Linked DNA regions of Mus musculus: region 1 is linked to region 2. A link is a loop called in an ENCODE intact Hi-C map of the cell type or tissue named here. Cell type or tissue: heart. All regions are shown on one strand. Each heading gives the region's core, and the rest is flanking DNA. Links, peaks and the distances in the headings are about the cores only. Region 1 overlaps Tbl1x (transducin (beta)-like 1 X-linked). Region 2 holds the start of Prkx (protein kinase, X-linked).

Region 1 (5,380 bases), core at 289-5,288, 140 kb before region 2:
TGCTCAATGTCACATATATGTAGTTATAATACTCAGGAGTCTAACAGAATAGTTTCAGGCCATCCTGGGATACATAAAGAGCTCCTGGCTTTCCTGGGCTACATAGTGAGACCATGTCTTAAGCAGCAATGGATAGTAACTGATTTGATTAGCTCTGTTGATTGTATGCAAATTCTTCATTTGGCTTCCTTAGTAAGTAATTTTTTCCCTAAAGAAGTATGGATGAGAGTGTGGCTGTTCCTTTGTAATATATGGCAGTGTTTTTCATGAATGAAAAGCAAAGTGAGGAGAGCATACTCATGTGTGGGTTCTTGTGCTGTGGTCTTTGATATCCTATGAACTCTCAGAAGGGCCTCTGCACTGCAGCACTGGCAGCATGTCACTGCTCCTTGGTAGAGCCAGCCTTTCCCAAATGAAAGCTATGATTTCTTTCTGAAACTGTGCTCTCTTGCAGAATGAGGTCAATGCTATCAAATGGGATCCTTCTGGAATGTTACTAGCCTCCTGCTCTGATGACATGACATTAAAGGTAGTGTTGGTATCTAAAGGAATGAATTGCCTAATCCTAGACAAGGCCCTATACAGACACACAACCCATCCAACCATTATCATCTGGAACATTACTTTGGACTGTCTTTTCTCCATGACTTTCCTGGTCTCTAAACTTTGGTTCTTCCATGAGCTTTTGACATATTGAGGCCGAGGTTCCCACTGAGAGACCTTACGGCCTGTCCACCAGCATCCTTCCTCACAGTCACCTAGTGGACTCCTTGCTGGCTTTGTGAGCCTCTCCCATATCTACCACCTAAGGAGTGCTCCCTTAGGTGCAACAGAATGAAAGGTGCTGAGCCATTCTCAGTTAGGCCATAATATTAGTTCACACTGTTACCAATGCCTCTTCCAGATCTGGAGTATGAAGCAGGATGCATGTGTCCATGACCTCCAGGCTCACAGCAAAGAGATATATACCATCAAGTGGAGTCCCACAGGACCAGCCACCAGCAACCCGAACTCCAACATCATGTTAGCAAGGTAAAGCAGGGTAACCTCCCAGCTCTGAATCCTTCCTGAGCACAGCTTTGTTCTCTGCCTAGTGATTAACTCAAATCTAGAGACAGCAGTGTTGAAGTTCTTCCAAACTGAAAGAAAAATGGTGGTTCCCTTTGAATGGAGGCAAGAGGAAGTGTATCTCCTCCCTCCATATCCATGGAGATGGTTCCAGGAACCCCTTTGGACACCAAAGTTCATAGTTGTTTAATTTTGTTTGCCTACAACCTCTGAATACCTGCTTGTACGTTAAATCATGTCTAAATGACTTATAATATCCATAGAATAAGAATGCTGTACAGATAGTTTAGGTAACAATGTGAAGCAAAGGATCTGTATATGTTCAGTACAGTTGTGTGGGGGTGGAGGGTAGGGGTTGGTTTGGTTCTTTTCATTTTGAGACAGTCTGATTATGTAGCCCTGACTGACCGGGAACTTGTCATGTAAATCAGGCTAGATTAGAGCTATACCTTCCACTTCCACCAAAGTGCTAGGATTATAGGCCTGCCTAACATGCATTTTTTCCCTTCGCTCTCAATGGTTTCCTATTTGCAGTTTGATAAAACCATGAACCTAAGCAGCAGGGTGGGGGGATGGCTTAATCTAGTGAAAGTTTTTAGCACAAAGAAAGGAAGACAGTTTAGCTTGGAGCTCAGAGTTTGTTCTTAAGGCTCCATTCAGGGTTGCCTTACTAAGATTTTGACTAGAGATAAAAGATTCCCTGCCTCAGCCAAAGATAACCTGAATCTCTTAATATTGACTTAAAATGCCAGTCAACCAAGTCCCAGAACCAAAGTGCCAGAGATAGCTCATCCAAAACAAGTAACTCTGGGTTTTTTGTGTACGGATAGAGCCTATGGCCTTGTGCATGCTGGGCAAGTATGTACTCTGTCATCGAGTACCCTCTACCCCCACTCTTGGTAGTTTAATGAAAACATTAGACAGATGCACTAAGCCAGAATGATCGGAAAACCATGATATGGCCACTTGGAGTTTATATTCATGCACTGTGGTTGTTTAATCTGGATGAAACCAGACCCCAAAGGAATATTTGTTTTCCAAGAAGCAGTGGAGAGCTTGGTCTATGTTGTTTTAGAGGATTTTGGAGAAAGTAACAGGTAGGTAGTTCTCTTCTAAGGAAGGAAGCACCTAGTAGTAGAGTGAGCAGCCTTTTCTGGAAATTAAAAACAGCTTCGTAGAAAGTGTTCAATCCAAGGCTGCCTTCAAGAACAGATTATAAGTAGTTCTTGGGTATACATCACTTGCCTGGCATACACATCACCACCAGAAACTGAAATGAAAAGGAGCCTAAGTCACACACAAAAGTAATCTAAACACTGAGTGGCTAAACTAGAAGAACCCCAAGGTCTTAACTCTCCTTTTTTAATTATTATCCAAACACCTAGTTACACATAGTTGTCCTGGAATCACACGGTACATACCAGGAACAGATAGGCATTATCCTCTAGCTCACAAGAAAAAAAGGACACACTGAGCCTTGTGATACCCTGTGGATAAACAAAAAGCCAGGTGATGACAGCCCTTTGATATGTGCTGTTTTTTTTTTAATTCTAAAAATAATTAAACTTTGTAGTCCTTGCCAATGTAATTGCATATGCACATGTTCATGCACATGTAGGTTTAGAATTTCTCATGTATAAATGCATCTCACTCAATTTGTCTTTATTTTTTCCAGTCATGGCTGGGTGGACTTAGTTATTCAAGTGGAAGTATAAAACAATGATGGTGTTTTAGAAAAGTTGGTTGAATGGTCTACAAAGCATTTTGTGATAAGAAATATGGAACTGGAGAAAGAAGTGTGAGCACAGTGGTAAAGTGGGAAAATCTGACTTGGCTTGTGCAAGGTCCTGGGTTTTGCCTGGGGGCAGCTTTACTTTTTTCTGGAGAGAAAGGCTTAATAGGATATTCTCTTAAAACAAGTTCAAGTATGTTTCAAATACAATGGAAAGACAGTTCACATGAGATACATCATAGAGATTTTGAAAAACCAACTTATTTCAGTGGTTGTTTTTTCTGTCATCTTTCTAGTGCTTCATTTGACTCTACGGTTCGACTGTGGGATGTGGAGCGAGGTGTTTGCATCCACACTCTGACCAAGCATCAGGAGCCTGTCTATAGTGTAGCGTTCAGCCCCGACGGGAAGTATTTGGCCAGTGGATCTTTTGACAAGTGTGTCCATATCTGGAATACTCAGGTAATGTCTTGACTTCTGGCTGAATCCTTCCTGAAAGCCACGCTCTCAGGTCCTGGACTGTCAGGAGGGCTGGGGAATGAGTTATCTCAGATAGCCTCCCTGTGGAGATTGCAGGTTCTGTGTGGTCTGCTCTGTGGACCCCAATGATATAGGGTCTTCCCCACTTACAATCCTGGAGTGTATCCTCTAGACTCTTTCCATCTGACCTTAAGCCAGAACTTCAGCTTGTCGTCTTCGGAGCATTCTCCCTTAGAGAAACCACTATCTTCAGTTGTCTTATCCTGGCAGGGACCACCTATGTCACACTGAAGGAAAAACATTACCTAGTACTGTCTGTCACTTTAGAAATGCTGCCCTTTGTGGAAAGGTCCTGTGGGTTTTCATAAAACTTTTCCAGGGGGACACTGTGGGACAACCAACTTCACACACACACACACACCCCGTCCACTGTGGAGCAACTTGGAGCACAAAGGAATACAAGGCTTGGAGTTTCCACATTTGCAAATATCTCATTTGTTTAATACAGGATCTGTGAGTACTGGATTGTCATTTCAGCAGGGATTGAAAAGGGGAGGGGTTAGAGTCAGTATGTCCACTGCGGGAATCTCTGGCCTTACATGAATAAGCAAATTCTGAATATCAAGAGTAGAAATGGATGAGAACTAGTGTGGTAGACTGAGGGTGGGGGAAGTTCTTTATTTTCTTTTTGGTGCTGGGGATAGAACCTAGTGCCTTGCAGGTGGTCTGCCCTGAGCTACATTTCAGCCCTTGGTTATCATTCCAGTTTAAAAAAAATAGTTTGGCTATGTTACTGAAAATAGGTAAGGAATCAATTTGGCCTCAGGAAAGATCCAGTGCTTCACATTCATGTAATTCACCTTTCTCATTTCTTTTTTGGTTGGTCAACATTTAGAAGGATTTGAATTCTTAAGTTCATGCTCCCTTGTGTCAAGAGAGGCAATACATAAGTCATGCTCTAGGATCCCAGGCTTTTCAGGGACATACCCTCAAATTTGGCAACATATCTCTGGGGTGTGCCTAGGTATAGAAGCCTGTCATCCTAGGACTGGATCAGGAGGAATTGAAGCCAGCCTGGCCTGTGTTACCAAGAAGTAAAACAGAACAAAAAGTAGAAACATACATAGGATGACTTACTCATATAGAGAGAATAGATTTTGCTAGTGGTAATTCACCTTGATGGTGCCAAGAGGATGAAAACACAGGTGCCTCTATGGAGCCCAATTCACTTCTATAAGATGGCATAGCATATTTTTACTAGGTGATTCACAACACCCAGTACAATACAGTGTGACTATTAAGGAATACTGGTTAGACTTTTTTGGGTTTCTTTTTTCCTCCCCCTAACCTCTTTCTTTCTTTTTTTTTTTTTTTAATACTGGCAATTGAATCCAGGGTCCTAGAATTCACTTTGTATAGCCCACGTTGGCTTCAAACTTGGAATCCTTTCCCAGCTTTTGGAGTAGCTGGGATTGCAAGCCTGTTTCACTGAAACTTGAATTATTATACAGTGAGTGTGTGTGTGTGTGTGTGTGTGTGTGTGTGTGTGTGTGTGTGTGTGTTTTGAGAGGATGCTGAAACAGTTGAAAGTTATTAGATTCATATTGAAGGGAGCAGTGAGTTATTTTGAGACATCTAAAGAGCCTGTTTTAATCCTTTTGTTATAAACATATATAATACTGTTGGCCTGATGTTCTTCATAGTCACAATGTATACTACACTTTGTTTTTCTATGTAAATACAAACTAATATTTATCTAAATGCATTTTGCTTTGCTAATGCTTTCTATAGCTGGATAATGGTAAATATATATTTTATAACAAGTAAATATATGTATGACAAGGACACTTTATTGCTATGGGTAAGAAGTGATGAGTAGGTGGCTGACACTGGTTAGGGACTGTATTAGTCAAGGTTCTTTAGAGGAATACAACAGATAGAATACATCTATATCAAAAGGATGTTTGTAAGAATAACTTACAGGCCATGGTCTGGCTATTCCAACAATGGTTGTCTGGTCACAAAAGAAGGGCCAAGAATCTGGTAGTTTTAAAGTTCACAAAGCTGTATGTCTCAACTGGTCTTCAGTATACATTAGAA
Region 2 (5,380 bases), core at 112-5,111:
AGTGCCTGTGAATGAGTCCCTGAAGTCTCAGCACTGGGAAAGCTAAGACAGGAGGATTGTCTGGCATCTCCAGTCAGCTTAGGCTATGCAGTGACTTTCAGGTCAATGTCTCAAACATATAGAGGGCAGTCCCCATTCCCAGCACCCCATAACCAATCTGTGGTGGAGTGGGGCTCGGTTCCCAGCACTCAGAAAGAGGGGGAGGCGGAGAATGTGTAGTTTAAGGTCATCCTGGCTACACAGTGATGGAAAGGCCAGCCTAGAATACAACATGATACATAAATAAACGACATTCATTCAAGCAGCTCAGTTTCCCTCAAAAGTCAATCAAAAGCCAAGATGCAGCGAGTGTCAGCCAGCCTCCAAGAGGGAACCAGGATCAAACTTGCAAGCCCTTTTACCCACACACATTTTTTTTTTAACATCTCACCTGCTCAGCTGAGAAAGTGTTTATTGCCCCTCATCCTGGTCCTGAACCCTGACTTGACTTCCACACCAGGGTGAACACAGAAGCCTCTAGAATCTCTGCTCACAGCTGATCGGAGGACGCCAATCCCTCCCTCTGTCCTTCCTCCATCCTCCCGGAACACTTTCCTAATCATCAACACACCAGGCACAACTGTCCTAGTGACCAAGTTTGCTGAGAAGCCCGGGACTCCTGGGCTTCAGACTTGAGAAGCTGGCGCCCATGATTCGCAAGATCCTAGCCTCCCTCCCCAGTACTCCGGCACGTTTGGGGATCTACCGGCTTCCCTAGCAACTTTCGGGGTCACGAGGGTACCAAGTTTGAGCCACTAAAGAAAAAACGAGACCCAGGCACACAATAGATGCTGGGAAAACGTCCCCGAAGGGTCCCTTGGGGGTCACGCGTCCCTTCGAGTCCCGCCAGGGGTCTACAGTGCGGAGGCTGGATGCGATCCCGAGAAATCCTGGGCATGAGCGGGTGCGCAAGCGCCAGGGAGGCCGGGCGTGGTGTCCCAAGGGTGGCTAGCACCCCAGTAGGGAGCCTCCGAGTCCCTAAGGTGAAGTCACCCTCCTGAAAGCTCTGTGACGTGGGGCTGCCCCGTTTCCGGAGGCCCAGTAATGAGAGTGTGGGAGACAGAAATCTGAGGGTCGCTCCCAAGCCGCGTCCCCACACATAAGTTCTTACTCAGTTCTCACTCACCCACGGTGGCTATGGTGTCCCAATCTTGTAACGAGTGCCCCGCCTTCTGTGACGATGTCCTGGGTTTGGGGTCCGCGGCGGGCGCCGAGACCTTGGTCTTCACGGGGTCATGGTCTGGATCTTTTACGGTCGCCGCGGCACCAGCGGGCGGCTCCATGGGGCGGGGGACGCACGGTGTGACAGCGGCGCAATGGCAGTCTGTGCATCAGCAGTGGGCTCGCACGGGTGTTCCGGAGCCCGCGGCCGAGAGGACAATGGAAGCAAACTCAGCGGGTCTCAGAGCGATGGGAGGGGCTCATGGAAGTCGCCCGAGGGCTCCACGGACGCGCGTGGGGTCCGCGGGACCGGAGCCAACCGCAACCCTCTTCATTCCCGGCGGAAGCCGGCTGGGCGGCGACCGGCTTGTGACGGCGGGGGAGTGGGGTGTCTGGATGACGCGAGGGGGAAGAGCCTTCATCTCGCTCCGCCTTGTTGCGTAACCGACGGGGAGGAGCCCGGCGTTGGCCCAACCCTGCCTATTGTTACTCACCCGCGGGGCCCACGCCCATGGGATGTACCTGCACCAAAGTAAAAGTAATGGAGGGGGCTGCACTGGGGCCACGGGGTCCAGCTTGACACACACACACGCACGCACACCATGGGTCTCTCTCTCTCTCTCTCTCTCTCTCTCTCACACACACACACACACACACACACACACACACACACACACACACACACACCGCATGCCTGGTTCCTCCCCCTTGGCAGGAAGCGGGAAGGAAGAGGTGCAGGAACTTCCGGCTGCTGCTTGGATATTTACCAGCAGAGCCTTAGCAGTGGGTAAAGGCACCAGAAGGAGTCCGGGTTGGGCAGGGTTTCTCGGTTTCTCCTTAATCTCAGGGGATTGAACTCCTGGTGTTCTGTAGTCCCCGAGTGCCGCCCTCCCGAAAGCCCGGGCTCTCAGTGGCCCTGCAGCACCTGCTGATCCTGAGCCCTGGGGCTCCTGAGTAGACCGGGTTTCCAGGGACTTGTTATGCGGCTTCAAACAGGCCTGGGCTCGTAGGCAGTGCTGAGAACTGGGTGCTTCACAGACCGCAGCCACCACCTGCAAGGTGAGGGCGGTGTTTCCCTGAGCCTGGAATGCAAAGAATGTGGTCTCCCGGCTGCTCAGTGCATGCTCACTGCACTGCACCGCTCCTAGCTTTGAGGCACTGGGTCCTAGAAGACACAGGGCCAATAGGGCCCCAAGTCAGGAATGAAGTGGGGACCATCCATTCGGAACCAGTTGCCCCGATGATGCCCGTAGGTGGCAAGTACACTGACCTTGGCAACAAGAAAGTCTGCTGGCTGCTTTATTTATTATTATTTTTTTTTATTGTTTCACATTGAGAACATTTTCTCATTCAATAAACACATGCTAGGACCTGATACTCCACTAGTCAGAATGCACAGAGCCTGCTATTATTTTGAGTTTGGTTACACTATGACAAAACTGTAGCCTGATCCCAGACCTTAGTAGACCCCCAGACTTTATACAGCTGACTCCATGATGGAAGTATCATTCAGGTTATAACACTCAAAATGAAGACAGCGCCACCTACCAAAACTAAAAGACTAGTCCATCAAAGCCCTTAGTTCTGGGAAAGTTTCTAAATCTACTAAGCTTGCATTTTGGTTTCTGTAGTTCCACTTCTGGCTAATTGTTCTTGTTAAAACATGTCAACCTAGAACATAGTTTCTGTTTTAAAAGCTCACCCTGAGAAAGGCTTAGGGTACACTTGGAACCCAAGTACCCAAATGTAGTCTCTGGCTGGCTAATAAAGAATTTCTATTGCCTCAAACCCATGTCCATGCAGTCTTTGGTAAACATCTCAACAACAAAAAGCATTTATTCAACTCTGCAAACATTGATCTTCTGATGAGACAGATACTCTATGAGAATGGGTGCTCTAGCAATTAGGATCTGAGTTCGAATCTCTAAGCCCACATGAAGCATATATACATGTGCCTAAGGCAGGAGGATGGCCAGAATTGTTCCAGTGTGCTCCTCTGCCCACCTTCTTCTGCATGTGCACATTACCACTCACCCTAGGGTCTGCCATTGCCCTAACAGGTATCATCCTCCAGAAACCCAGGGTGATGTCAGGCAGAGCACCCAGGGAGTGCTGCAGACTCAGTATCTAGGGCTGCTCCACTGTGACTGTGATTTCTCCTCCCCCTCATCACATAGTGGGTCTCTTTTTTCATGCTTTGCTCTCTGCAGTCTTGTTTTGTTCCCACATAGCCATCACTTAGTCCCCACAATCTTGTGGACTCAGGCCTCTTGAATTGGGTGCTCTGCTGACATCATGGGCTTGATGATTGCTGATCACATGGCTTCAGGGCCTCAGAGGGTGGAGCTGGGGGGGGTCACAGCACTTGCACATGCACCTGAAAGCAGCATGTGCTTTGGCCTGAAAAAAGGTCATGACCCTGTGCATTATTTATTGGCACCTCAAACTCTGACAGGCAGAGCTGGTTTGTTAAAAACCAACTGTCACTGATAACTGAAGTGAAACTGCCTCAGACACAGCACAAAGGATTCATGGTGGCAAGGAATCTGCTCCTAACAGGTAGAAATACAGAAAAATAAATGAAAGGAAACATGGGCAGTCAAAGGTTGGATATGGGGCTAGGGATGGGGCTCAGTAGGTAGAGTGCTTGTAGTTGAGTATTTGTGACTCATTGAGTAGAGTTCTTCTAGCTCAGAGGGTAGAGCACTGGGAGCTTGTTTGGTAGAGTATTAGACCCAGGATGGCCCAGAGTGAATGACATCCAAGATGACCCAGGGTGGATCAGATCTAAGATGGTGCAGGTTGGGTTGAATCTAAGGGTGGGATCCAAAATGGCACAGAGCAGGTGTGCTACAAGATGGTGCAGGCACTCTTAGGTAGCACACAATGTATGAGGCTTCCTTGTCAGGCCCCAGGGAGGGTTCTTTCAGTCCCTTCCAGATTCTGAGTGACTCATGAGTGGCCCCTTTTCTCCTCATGGGTGGATGGGTTTCTCTTCCCTATCAGTGATTTTCGGGAAAATGCTGCTGCTTTCTACCCTTTGTTCAGTTTCTATATTTGGCAGTGACATTGCAAGTGAGCTTCAGAGGGTTCTTGTTTTCAAATAAAAGTCATGTTCTTTTGCTGTTGGTCAGGGAGTTTGTCACAGCAACAGGCAAGAAATCGAAACACAAGCTACATCAGTGAGGCTGATGTCAAATGCAGGAGTTCTTCAGCCTCAGCTTCTTAAGTGAGGCTGAAGATTCTTAAGATTCCAGATGTGTGCTAGTACACCCACCTGGGTGCTATCTGAAAGCATTAAAAACATCGGGTCTGATGGCTGGGTCTGTAAAGGCACTTGCATCATGCCTAATGGCCTGAGTTCAGTCCTTGGACCCACAAAGCTAAGAGAACTGAACTGATGACTCCCTGCATGCTAGGTATGCACCCTACAAACTGAGCATACTAGCTGGTTTTGTGTGTCAACTTGACACAAGCTAGAGATATCACAGAGAAAGGAGCTTCAGTTGAGGCAATGCCTCCATGAGATCCAGCTGTAAGGCATTTTCTCAATTAGTGATCAAGAGGGGGAGGGCCCAGGTAGCCTTGGGTTCTATAAGAAAGCATGCTAAGCAAACCAGAGGAAGCAATCCAGTGCACAGCATCTTTCTTTGGCCTCTGCATCAGTTCCTGCCTCTAGGCTCCTGCCCTGTGTGTTCCAGTGCTGACTTCTTTTGGTGATGAGCAGCAGTGTGAAAGTGTAAGACGAATAAGCCCTTTCCTCCACAACTTGCTTCTTGGTGTTTTACTGCAGCAATAGAACACTAACTAAGACACTGAGCTACAAGCACATTACTCACTAATCTTCAAGCACCCTATCCACTGAGCTATTGAACACCTTATCCTAGTAGCTATAAGCATTTTTGCCACTGAGCTGTAAGCACTACCTAGTGAGTATAGCCTAGCTCCAAATAGCCTCGGAAAGGTGAGATACGAATCTTCTGTAGACTTAAAAACTATGTTTAAGAAGGGTTTGTGGGTTTGTTGTAGTGTCCATAGATGCATCTTGTCAACAAAGCATTTGGATTTTCTTGTGGTCAGTTAAGTGATTGACGAGGAGGTGGGTGGAGCTCAAGTACTCTGGTGAAAGTAAGAACTTGCTTTCAGTCAGGGATCAAGTTACGTGTGTGTGTGTGTGTGT

What was found. Hi-C counts contacts between places; a loop is a spot of excess contacts. Peaks named below come from ENCODE experiments on the same cell type or tissue, not always from the same donor. Only the 100,000 strongest peaks of a DNase experiment are listed, where the experiment ranks them.
Region 1: it touches region 2 in a loop (2.4-fold over the local background); 2 of 42 quality-filtered maps call a loop at or near these places.

What each region holds. Positions count from the first base shown.
Region 1 is chrX:77,652,310-77,657,689 of GRCm38, forward strand. Tbl1x (transducin (beta)-like 1 X-linked) reads left to right here. Exons shown (of 16, transcript NM_020601.2): 12 at 455-529; 13 at 905-1,032; 14 at 3,097-3,262. Among named protein-coding and RNA genes, the nearest start is that of Gm52447, 13 kb to the left of the region's middle. In heart, for the core only: no CTCF peak of the experiment used is centred there; no DNase peak of the experiment used is centred there.
Region 2 is chrX:77,794,383-77,799,762 of GRCm38, forward strand. It overlaps Prkx (protein kinase, X-linked), which reads right to left and starts at 1,557. Exons shown (of 9, transcript NM_016979.2): 1 at 1,166-1,557. The coding sequence starts at 1,322. In heart, for the core only: a CTCF peak has its summit at 2,742; DNase peaks (open chromatin) are centred at 1,119 and 1,649; H3K4me3 peaks cover 2,412 bases; H3K27ac peaks cover 1,845 bases.